Linked DNA regions of Homo sapiens: regions 1 and 2 are each linked to region 3. A link is a contact called in ENCODE Hi-C or POLR2A ChIA-PET data. All regions are on one chromosome and are shown on one strand. The core of a region is the stretch at or near the end of the contact, and the rest is flanking DNA. Distances in the headings are between cores, read along the strand shown.

What was found. Hi-C counts contacts between places; a loop is a spot of excess contacts on that map. ChIA-PET counts read pairs that join two places held with the same protein, here RNA polymerase II (POLR2A). Pooled maps may share reads with other maps.
Region 1: a pooled map shows a loop between it and region 3 (3-fold over the local background). The contact joins the enhancer-like site here to the promoter of LINC00339 in region 3. A Hi-C loop is called at or near these places in 2 of 50 pooled maps. POLR2A ChIA-PET finds 5 or more read pairs at or near these places in 2 of 52 experiments (GM12878 and activated T-cell).
Region 2: a loop to region 3 is called in a pooled map, with 4 times the contacts of the local background. The contact joins the promoter of ID3 here to the promoter of LINC00339 in region 3. A Hi-C loop is called at or near these places in 4 of 50 pooled maps. POLR2A ChIA-PET finds 5 or more read pairs at or near these places in 2 of 52 experiments (A549 and activated CD4-positive, alpha-beta T cell).

What each region holds. Positions count from the first base shown.
Region 1 is chr1:23,719,399-23,722,948 of GRCh38, forward strand. No RefSeq gene overlaps it. Among named protein-coding and RNA genes, the nearest start is that of ELOA, 22 kb to the right of the region's middle. Within about 2 kb of position 1,338, at least 5 of the 41 ENCODE cell types and tissues checked have a DNase peak (open chromatin) inside an H3K27ac peak, as active enhancers do; they include GM12878, where a contact is called at or near this core.
Region 2 is chr1:23,558,251-23,562,069 of GRCh38, forward strand. It overlaps ID3 (inhibitor of DNA binding 3), which reads right to left and starts at 1,251. Exons shown (of 3, transcript NM_002167.5): 1 at 877-1,251; 2 at 685-769; 3 at 1-165. The coding sequence starts at 1,176. The coding sequence ends at 710. The region is part of intron 2 of LOC124903876 (a long non-coding RNA gene); the gene reads left to right. RefSeq lists an enhancer at 121-250 and silencers at 1,191-1,450, 1,318-1,564.
Region 3 is chr1:22,023,899-22,027,277 of GRCh38, forward strand. LINC00339 (long intergenic non-protein coding RNA 339) reads left to right here and starts at 1,293. Exons shown (of 2, transcript NR_023918.2): 1 at 1,293-1,474. It overlaps LINC01635 (long intergenic non-protein coding RNA 1635), which reads right to left and starts at 2,150. Exons shown (of 3, transcript NR_110692.1): 1 at 2,066-2,150; 2 at 908-1,068; 3 at 96-547. RefSeq lists enhancers at 1,578-2,179, 1,791-1,900, 1,978-2,272.

The sequences.
Region 1 (3,550 bases), core at 88-2,587, 1.7 Mb after region 3:
CTGTAAAAAAATTACCGCAAACTTACTATCTGACATTTATGGAGGCCAGAGGTCCAAAATGGGTCTCACTGGGCTATAATCAAGGTATAGCCATGGCTGTGTCCTTCCTGAGGCTCCAGGGAGAATCTGTTTGCTTGCCTTTTCCAGCTTCTAGAGGCCACCTGTGTTCCTTGGCTGGTGGCCACCTTCAAAGCCAGCAATCCCATCACTCCAGCCTTTGCCTCTGTCATCACATCTTCTCTGACTCTGACTCATGCTTCTCGCTTTCACTTAGAAGCACCCTTGTGATTATTTTGGGCTACCTCAATAATCCAGGATAATCTCCCTATCTTGAGGTCAGCTGATTAGCAATTTTTATTGTATTAAAATAAATAAATTTGTAATATAAATTGAAATGAGGTCTTGCAATGTTGCCCAGGCTGGTCTCAAACCTCTGAGTTCAAGTGATCCTCCTGCCTCGGCCTCCCAAAGTGCTGGGATTACAGGTGTGAGCCACCATGCTTGGCCTGATTAGCAATTTTAATTCCCCCTTGCCATGTAAGATAACATATTCACAGGTTCCTGGGATCAGGGTGTGGACACCTGGGGTGGGGAGGGGACATTATTCTGCCTAATGCAGGTGGGAAGAACAGCATGTAGGTTAGGGGCTAGTTCTCCTTGTGCCACCACATCCCCAAGAACTCTTAGGAATCTGAGAATGTTAAATTTAAACCTAGCCCCAGGTCATTATGAAGGTATATTCATCGAAGTAAGAGAACAGAATAGGATAGGATAGAGTAAAAACTGTATTTAATGGTTTGTTAGTTTTTAACTTTTAAATATTTAGATAAATGGTATGTGGGCCTCTGTATACACTTTTGCCATCAGCCATGCAAATATTAGAGGTCCGTCTAACCCAAAGTCACATAGCCGGTGAGGAGTCAAATTAGAACACAGATGTGTTACTTTCACCACACAAGGCCCCTCTTCAAGGAGAAGTAAGGCACTGTCTTTCTCAGCTTCGAGGCTCTGTATCTCTGCCTGTTTCCTGGTGGTTACAGGCTATGTGCTCTGGAAACTCCTGCTGAGAACCTGGCCTCCTAGCCCTTCTGAAGCTGCAGTTCTTCTCTCACACCGTGTATTGCCCTATGCGGATACCTCTCATACAGACCCTCCACTGGGCCGTTCAAGTCCACGTACTTATGGGTTCACCAGCTAGTTAGTGCCCCCAGCAGGGATACAGAGATGGTTTAGTCACAGTCCCTGCTTGCAAGGAGCTCACAGTCTAGTGAGGACATCACACAAAGAAATGGACAGTGACGACCACACGAGAGACTCCTCCAGTGATGGGTGCACGATAATCTGGGGCAGATCTGGGGTGGGGTTAGGTACAGGCTGCTCAGAGGAAGTGATTCTCAAACTGAGTCTTAATGAGGCCAGGAGGCTGAGGGCTGGAATTTTGGGTTGGCATATTTATAGACCCTGAGGCTGCAATGGGGCAAGTTTGGGAAATCCCAACTCTGTCATGATGACTAGAACAAAGAGTAAGAGGTGAGAGGGGCCAGAAGTAAGGCTTAAAACACTAAGAGCCACAAAAAAAAAAAAAAAAAAAAAAAAAAAGCAAACAAACAAAAAAAACACTAAGAGCCTCAGCCCAGGAATGGTGGCTCATGCCTGTAATCCCAGCACTTTGGGAGGCCAAGGCAGGTGGATCACCTGAGGTCAGGAGTTCGAGACCAGCCTGGCCAACATGGTGAAACCCCATCTCTCCTAAAAATAGAAAAAAAATTAGCCAGGCATGGTGGCACACATCTGTAATTCCAGCTACTCGGGAGGCTGAGACAGGAGAATCGCTTGAACCTGGGAGGTGGAAGTTGCAGTGAGCCGAGATTGTGCCACTGCACTCCAGCCTGGGCAAGAGACTCTATCTCAAAAAAAAAAAAAAAAAAAAAAAAACCCAAAAAACACTAAGAGCCTCATTGACCCTAACAGGCTGTAGGCTTTATGAGGGGCCTAAATGTTACTGTTCATACTGTGCCTATGTACCAGGCACATCAGTGCAAGCAAGGCACGTGGCACATAGTAGATGCTTAGTAAATTTTTGCTGAAAGAATGAATGACAGGGCCAGGCACGGTGGCTTACACCTGTAATCTCAGCACTTTGGGAGGCCGAGGTGGGCAGATCACTTGAGTTCAGGAGTTCGAGACCAGCCTGGCCAACATGGTGAAACGATGTCTCTACTAAAAATACAAAAATTAGCTGGGCGTGGTGGTGTGTGCCTATAATCCCAGCTACTCGGGAGGCTAAGGCAGGAGAATCGCTTGAACCCAGGAGGCAGAGGTTACTGTGAGCTGAGATTGCACCACTGCTATCCAGCCTGGGTGACAAAGCGAGACTCCATCTCAAAAAAAAAAAAAAAAAAAAAAAGAATGATGAATGACAGGCTAGGCACTGTGGCTCATGCCTGTAATCCCAGCACTTTGAGAGGCTGAGGCAGGCAGATTGCTTGAGCCCAGGAGTTCGAGACCAGCCTGAGCAACATAGTGAAACCCCATCTCTACAAAAAATAAAAAAATAAGGTGGGCATGGTGGCATGCACCTGTAGTCCCAGCTACTTGGGAGGTAGGTGGGAGGTTGAGGCTGCAGTGAGCTGTGATCACACCACTGCACTGCAGCCTAAGTGGCAGCAAGACCTTGTCTCAAAAAAGAAAAAGAATGACATGGGCTGGGCGTGGTGGCTCACTCCTGTAATCCCAGCACTTTGGGAGGCTGAGGCAGGTGGATCACGAGGTCAGGGGTTCGAGGCCAGCCTGGCCAAGATGGTGAAACCCCATCTCTACTAAAAATACAAAAATTAGCCGGGCGCAGTGGCGGGCGCCTGTAATCCCAGCTACTCAAGAGGCTGAGGCACAAGAATCGCTTGAACCTGGGATGCGGAGGTTGCAGTGAGCTGAGATCGTGCCACTGCACTCTAGCCTGGGTGACAGAGCAAGACTCTGTCTTAAAAAAAAAAAAATGCTGGGCGCAGTGGCTCATGCCTGTAATACACTTTAGGAGGCTAAGGTGGGCAGATCACCTGAGGTAAGGAGTTCGAGACCAGCCTGACCAATATGGAGAAATCCTGTCTCTACTGAAAATACAAAATTAGCCGAGCATGGTGGCACGTGCCTGTAATCCCAGCTACTCGGCAGGCTGAGGCAGGAGAATCGCTTGGACCCGGGAGGTGGAGGTTGCGGTGGGCTGAGATCGTGCCATTGCACTCCATCCTGGGCAACAAGAGCAAAACTCCATCTCAAAAAAAAAAAAAAAAAGAACTAAAAACATTTGGTCTGAGTCTCTTAAGATATGGGGACTTCGTGTTGGGATCAGTTTTAAAGCTCCCCAAGTGACTGTAATGTGTAGCCAGGGTTGAGAGTACCAGGGCTGCAGGCCACAGGGGAGCACTGAAGGGTTTTACTCGAAATCAGATTTGCATATCAGAGTCAATTTGAATTGACAGCTCTGCAGGAGATGGGTGGAACAGGGTGCAGAGGGCAGTTGTGGAGAGGCAGTTGCAGCTTAATCCACGTT
Region 2 (3,819 bases), core at 1-2,500, 1.5 Mb after region 3:
CCACAAGTTCACAGTCCTTCGCTCCTGAGCACCAGGTTTAGTCTCCAGGAAGGGATTTGGTGAAGTCAAGTGGGCAGGGCGAAGTTGGGGCCCATCCCTGCCGTCCGGCTTCCGGCAGGAGAGGTTCCCGGGGTCCCAGGCAGAACGGGCGCCAGCACCTGCGTTCTGGGCGGGGGAGGAAAGAAGACCAAGGAGCAGTCAGTTTCCGCCGAGCGTGCCGAGGCGGGGGCCGTCCGCAGACTGGCCGGCGCCAGGGAGGAAACTTGGTCTGTACCTCCAGCTGATAACTCCGCGCCCCACGCTGCCCCCACCCAGTTGGCGCCAAAGACCACAGGCGGAGCTTGCGCTACCCCTCCTACTTGGAATTGACACTAGCTGGGAGGGGGCTGCCGAAGACAGCTCCCTATACAACATGGAACAGAAAGACTTGTATTTAGTCGGACCCATGTCTACTTTGCCAGACCCTCGGCCACTGCGGGAGGGCAGGGCCCAGGCGCATTTAAGGCTTAAATGCACATCACATGGAAACTGACTCTGCCATTCATTTGATGCAACCATGGGCAAGTCACTTGTCCCTCTCTGGCCTCAGTTTCCCTAAACCGAGTGAGTGGCAATTTTTCAAAACGTCTGCCAACTCCAGGACTTGCCGTTTAAACCTCCCTCTCCAAGAGAGGAGATACTCACCTGGAGGTGTCAGGACACGGCCGAGTCAGTGGCAAAAGCTCCTTTTGTCGTTGGAGATGACAAGTTCCGGAGTGAGCTCGGCTGTCTGATTAGAGGAAAAGAGGGAAGAGTTACGCGAGGCAATCGGGAGCTCCGAGGGTCCCGCAGCATCCTTGCCTGGGTGTTCAGCCCTGTCCCGACTTCGAGGCTTACCTGGATGGGAAGGTGGGGGCCATCAGGGGGTCCAGGGGCTGGCTCGGCCAGGACTACCTGCAGGTCGAGAATGTAGTCGATGACGCGCTGTAGGATTTCCACCTGGCTAAGCTGAGTGCCTCTCGGGACTCCGGGTACCAGTTCCCGCAGGCGGGAGTAGCAGTGGTTCATGTCGTCCAGCAAGCTCAGCGGCTCCTCAGCTGCCGGGCCCTTCCCTCGGCCCCGGGCGATGGCCAGACTGCGTTCCGACAGGCAGCACACCGCCTCGTAGCAGCCGCGCACCGGGCTCAGCGCCTTCATGCTGGGGAGTGAGTCCAGAGGTGCCCCAAAGAGAAAGAAAACCAAAAGAAGTCCCGCTACAGTGACCTGCAACGCGCGCACGCTCGCCGCGGCGGTCACTTATAGAGCCTGCCTGGAAGGCACGCCTCTTTATTCAAAATGGCCCGCCTCGGCCCTGCCCCCGCCGGCCCTGGGCGTTCACAGCCCGCTTAAATTGCAAACAGGCTTCCTCCGGCTGGTCTGACGCCGAAGACCGCGGAGCCGCGGATTCAAAGAATGAGGAAGCGCTGATACCGGGGAGAGGCGGGCCTCTCCGCCAGCAAGGATTTAAAAATCACTCAAAACCATTAACTTCCAGAATTTGCTTTTTCCTGGCAGCACCCCAGATCTTTGAGCTTCCCTGCCCCCTGCCAGTCCGCCTTTAGCCCAACACTGGTTCGAGCCACAGCTCCTCCGAGGTCATAAATCCCTGAACAGCAAAGAAGCTCCCCCCACCCCCCGTTTTTTTTAAGCGAAAGATTTTTCAAGGGAAACTTGTAAGGAATTAGTGCCGCCTTGTTCCCCAATTTGCTGTTCGTCTGACCTCCAGACTCACTGGCGTCAGGAATTATCTTGTGACCAGAGGGAAAAAAAATTAATTGCGGTGAAGCTGAGGTTACAATGAAGAAAACAGATTTGCGCTAGGCGCTGAGATTGCAGAAGGAGGAGGGAAAGGGGGTTTGAGCAAAGAACACTATTTATTTGAGCAACAGGGGAAAAGAAGAAAGCTTGAGCCCATGCTTTTTGCATGGGGAAAAAAGGAGCCTGGACCCTCTGCCCCATAAACTCCATAACGAACTAAATATATGCACAGTTGTGCTTTGTGAGTTCAATTAGAATTTTGGACAAGGTTTTAAATATGGAGGCACAGATGGGACAATTTCTACATAAACCTTTTTAAGAGCCCCCCCCCACCCAATTGGGTCAGCAAATTTCTTAACTTCCCCTCTCTTCACTTTCCACACACCTCTGTGTAGAAAACAGTGGTAATTTCATTGCTCTATTGTCTGTCCCTTTCTGCTATGGAAGGGCAGGCCACCTGGACTTGATTATTCTTAGCCCTGCTGAAGTAGCTCCAGCTCCATCTGAAAGACCAGGAAAGGAACCAGAGGGCCGGCAAACTAAGTCCTGTATTGCAACAGGACACTGTGCTCAGTATTCTTTGATTCTTTGCTTGCCTTCTTGTCACCTCCCTAGACATTTGGGGACCTGCACTTCCAAGATGCTGCTTTCCATTTTGGAAATGACCAAGTGGGATTCCCCCAATAGTTGCTTTCCTAATGAATCATTGGTGAATATTTATGGAGTCCCTCCGCATAAAACAGTGGCTCCTGCTTTCAAGAATCTCACAATTTGGGGAGACAAGATTAACACAGGAAACAAGAGTTCGATAATGTGTGGCACTGATTAACAGGACAAGGGGGGCTCAGAGCCAAAGAGAGTCGCAAAACGGTTGAAAAGGACACTGACTGGGAATTGAGAGCCCTGGGTTCATCATGCTAGCCCTGACAATAATTTGTCATGTAATCTTGAACAAGCCCAGGTACTCTGGCTTTAATTGCCTTGTGAGTAAAATAGACGATGGTACTAAGTGATTATTTAAAATCCTTTCCAATTGTAGAAGTCCAAGGTTGTGTGAAATTTGGATATGTAGGTGAAAGATGCTGAGGGGCCCAAGGAAGGCATTTAAGACATGCCCAATGTCACACTACAAGTAATAGCAGAGCCAGTCTTGAAGCCTCGTTCTTTTCCATCAAACCACAGGGCTCTGTGGCCCAAGAAAGATTTCTTCCTGGAATGTTTTTTTCAAGGACAGGCTCTTCAGTAAGAAAAGAGGAAGAAAACCTGTGAGTGGGCAAGTCAGTCTTTACATGCTACAGCCGTCAAGTGCCAGCTATTTGGTCAGGAAAGGCAAAATAATGGCTGTAGGAACTCCTGAATAACCGAAGAGAAGATCCTTCTTTTCCTATCTTGCAGACTTCTGTGGCAAAACGGTCAAGTCCAGAGGGTTCTAGAAAAATCACGGGCCAGGCAGATTTCTGTGCAAATGCCCATTCTTCTTCTTCTTCTTCTTTTTTTGTTTAAACTAATTGTGTAGACTTTGGCTGAGTTATCCTGGGTGCTTCTATTTTCCCATCTATAAAATGGAACTAATTGGGTCTACTCATTCATTCATTCGATAATTATTGAATGCCTCTTCTCTGCAAAGCACTTGATGTGTTCACTCCATCTGATCTTAGTCTTCTTACTGCCTGGGGGACCCAGCATGGGCCAGTTGTGTGGAAGGTGCTCAGTCTACCCAGATTCTCCTCCCTTCTTTTCCTTCCTCTACTACTGCAGCTGATGCCTCAGGCTTGTATAGTGATTTAGGTTTGCAAAGCACCTTCGCATTTATTATTTCCCAGGATGCTTCCAGGCTGAAATGCCCATGGGCTGTGTGACATAAGGCAGAAGGATGCTGTGGAATTAGCAAGCAAAATTCTGTTCTGTGCATGCCAATAATTTGCAGTGTGCCCTTGGACGAATTTCCTCCCTTCCTGGGCTTCATTTTCTCTTTAAAAAAAAAAAAAAAAAAAAGATAGTGGGTAGGTTGGGAGGAAGCAAGTGCCCTTTAATGGTCCTCTC
Region 3 (3,379 bases), core at 43-2,542:
CAAACTGAGTGAGCAGGAGGGTGGGGAAAGATGAAGCACAAAGGCTGAATTTTACCTGGGATGATAAAATAATCTTACACAAGCCGAAACGTATATACTTTCACATAAATTTATGTGCCTATGAAATTGGAGTTGCTCTGGGACTCAAGCGGCATCCTTGCCCCAACCCCTGCTGTTTTCTGAAGCATTCCTAAGGAACCTTAGAGTGTGGGAGAGAGAAATAGCAGGAAGTCCTTAACCTAGTCCAACCCTTTTATTTTACAGTTAGGGAAACCTAAGCTGAGAGAGGAGATGGAAACCTGGTTGTAGGAGTGAGTGGGGAAGGGTTCACGGTCATTCTGGTAGGTAGGGGTAGGGCCAGAGCAAGGAGTCCTGGTTTGTGAACCACCAGCTGGCCGTCTAGGAGTTTACAGACCAGCAGTGGCAATGTTGACAAAGGGCATATCTTCCTTTCCCCAAGAACATTGGCTCTGGAGCAATAACCCAGCAATGGGGGCTTTGGGGTGTCCCTCTTAATCCGGTAGCTCAGCCCATTCGGATATGCCAGCTGGAAAGAGAGAGGGAGAAGTCAACTGAGTACCTCTCTCTAACAGCTCAATCCCTCCCCTTCAGGGTTAAGATCGGGGCTGCAGTGGTTAGCATCTCTGCTTCCTCTAGCCGGCTGTGTCATTGAACCTGTGTGATCAGACGCAAACCAGATCAGTATGACTTCAAAGCTTCATCTTTGAGATGGAGTCTTGCTCCCTCGTCCGGGCTGGAGTGCAATGGCGCAATCTCGGCTCACTGCAACCTCCGCCTCCCGGGTTCAAGCAATTCTCCTGTCTCAGTCTCCCGAGCAGCTGGGACTATAGGCGCCTGCCAGCACGCCCGGCTAATTTTTGTATTTTTAGTAAAGACTGAGTTTCACCTTGTTGGTCAAGCTGGTCTCGAACTCGTGACCTCAGGTGATCCACACGCCTCTGCCTCCTAAAGTGCTGGGATTACAGGCGTGAGCCACCGCGCACGGCTAAAGCTTCAGTTCTTAACCATCAGGCGACAGTGCGTAGTCTGGTAGCAACTGGAAAAGTCCTGCTGAGATTTAGCCTCCCATACACACAGAGTCCCACCCCGGACAGGCTGTATCAACCCCCCACGGCCATATGCCCACTGCTGTTTGCGTACAATGAGGCGGGACCTATAGACTGTATCCACTGACTCATCTGGAGTGATTCCGCGGGGCGCCAATACAAGGACCACTGTCTCCAAACAGCAGCCAGCCACCCCTCTCTCTTGGTTTCCTTCCTTTGAGTGGTGCAAAGGCTTAAGGGTGTAACCTCAGAATGGGGCCCTGAATCAGCTGTGGGCGAGCTCCTAGAGTATCTTAATTCCTGCTTCATCTCTTTCCATTTTGCAGTTGGGCAAACTGCGGCTCAGAAAGATAAAGAACTTCTCCGGAGCGAAAAAGCTGCTAAGAATGTATCCAAAACTCCGCACGGTAAGGACTGAGGACGGTCAAAAGACCACCAAGAGTTAAAACCATGAAGCTGCGTAGTACCGCGGAGGCTAGAGAGACCCGGCCCACCCCTTCCAACCTATGCCCCTCCTCTTAACTTCCGGGCGGGGCATGACTTCCGGTTCCCGCGCGGCGCTCCAAAGCTCGGGGAGTGGTGGTCTCCCTTTCCTGGAGTCATTTGTGGGAGTTAGGGTCTTATCCTGATCTTTCCTCGTCCCCCGCTCCCCCGTCCTCCGAGGTGGCAGCTGCGTAGGTGAACGTTCCCCCTGTCCCCTTCCTTCTCCTTCCTAACCCGAGTACGCTTGCTCGCGGCCACAGTGGCTGCCTGCCCCAGGAGCGGGGAGTCCCTGCCTTTGGGGTAGGGAAATGACTGAAATGTGGGACCTGCGGGCTCCTCGGGCTGACTTGGACCTCACTGCAGCTCTGGAGGTGGACCTCGTCCTGGGACCCTAGAAGCCCATTTCCGCACTCGGGCTAGGCCTTCGGAGCCGCGGCAGCATAGTGGGAGGAGTCGGGCTCAGCTCCCCCCCACCACAACCGGGATTATTTTTATCGGTTGAGTCATCGCACTACCTTTCATCCTTGTGGCTTTGGGCAAGTCCCCGCCCTCCGAGCCTCACTTTGCTTATCTGTGAATGGAAATAACAGTGCCTACCCCATGGGCTATCGGGAGGATCAGTTGTGAGGGAATGCAGTGTGGGGTGTCTGGCCGGCAGAATTCCACAAATGGTAGCAGCGGTTGATGTCACTGGAGGTTCCTGGGGCAGTAATTTATCAAGAGTTTATGATCCTGAACTAAGGATCATACGGAGGAGGATCTGTGTATAACGTTCGGCACAATGTTAGATAGGAAGTAAGGGCGCAGTGCACTGGAGTTATTTTTTCTTTTTTTTTTTTTTGAGACGGAGTCTCGCTCTGTCGCCCAGGCCGGAGTTGCAGTGCCGCGTTGTCGCCTCACTGCAACCTTCTCTGCCACATGGGTTCAAGCGATTCTCCTGCCTCAGCCACTCGAGTAACTGGGATTACAGTCGCACATCACCACGCCTGGCTAATGTTTTGCATTTTTAATAGAGACGGTTTCACCATGTTGGCCAGCCTGGTCTTGAACTCCTGATCTCAGGTGATCCACCCGCCTCGGCCTTCCAAAGTGCTAGAAGTATAGGCATGAGCCACTGTGCCTGGCCTGGAGTTATTTTTTCTCACTGGGTTTTTGAGCAAAGAAAAGGAGTTATTAACTGGTGAGGATAAATTTGTGTTTGGTAAGTCGTCTTCTGAAGCTGACAGGATTTATAAGCCGGGTAAATTGTGGTGCTGGTTCATCTTTGAGAGCCAGCCTTAAGAATTGGCCCACTGACTGCTGGGCGTGGTGGCTCACATCTGTAATCCCAGCACTTTGGGAGGCCGAAGCGGGTGGATCACCCGAAGTCAGGAGTTCGAGACCAGCCTGGTCAACATGGTGAAACCCCATCTCTACTAAAAACATAAAAATTAGCCAGGTATGGTGGTGGGCACCTGTAATCCCAGTTACTCGGGAGGCTGAGGCAGAGAATTGCTTGAACCCAGAAGGAGGAAAGGTTGCAGTGAACCGAGATCACACTACTGCACTCCAGCCTGAGCGACAGAGTGAGACTTGTCTCAAAAAAAAAAAAAAGGAAAGAAAAAGGCCCACTGACAGTCTGTTCCTAGAAACCTGGGTTGTAAAGACGTTGGGTGCTGGGAGCTAGAAGAAGTAATAAAAGGGTGTTTTCCTAAGTGGGTTAGGGGTTTTCACTCAGAAAGGTTTTTGGGCAGGAGGGGAAAGCCTGAGAAGTTTTCTTCCTCTTGAGTTGTTATAAAAGTAATACATGTGTGTAGTTAGAAAACAATGCAGAAAGATGTAAAATGAAA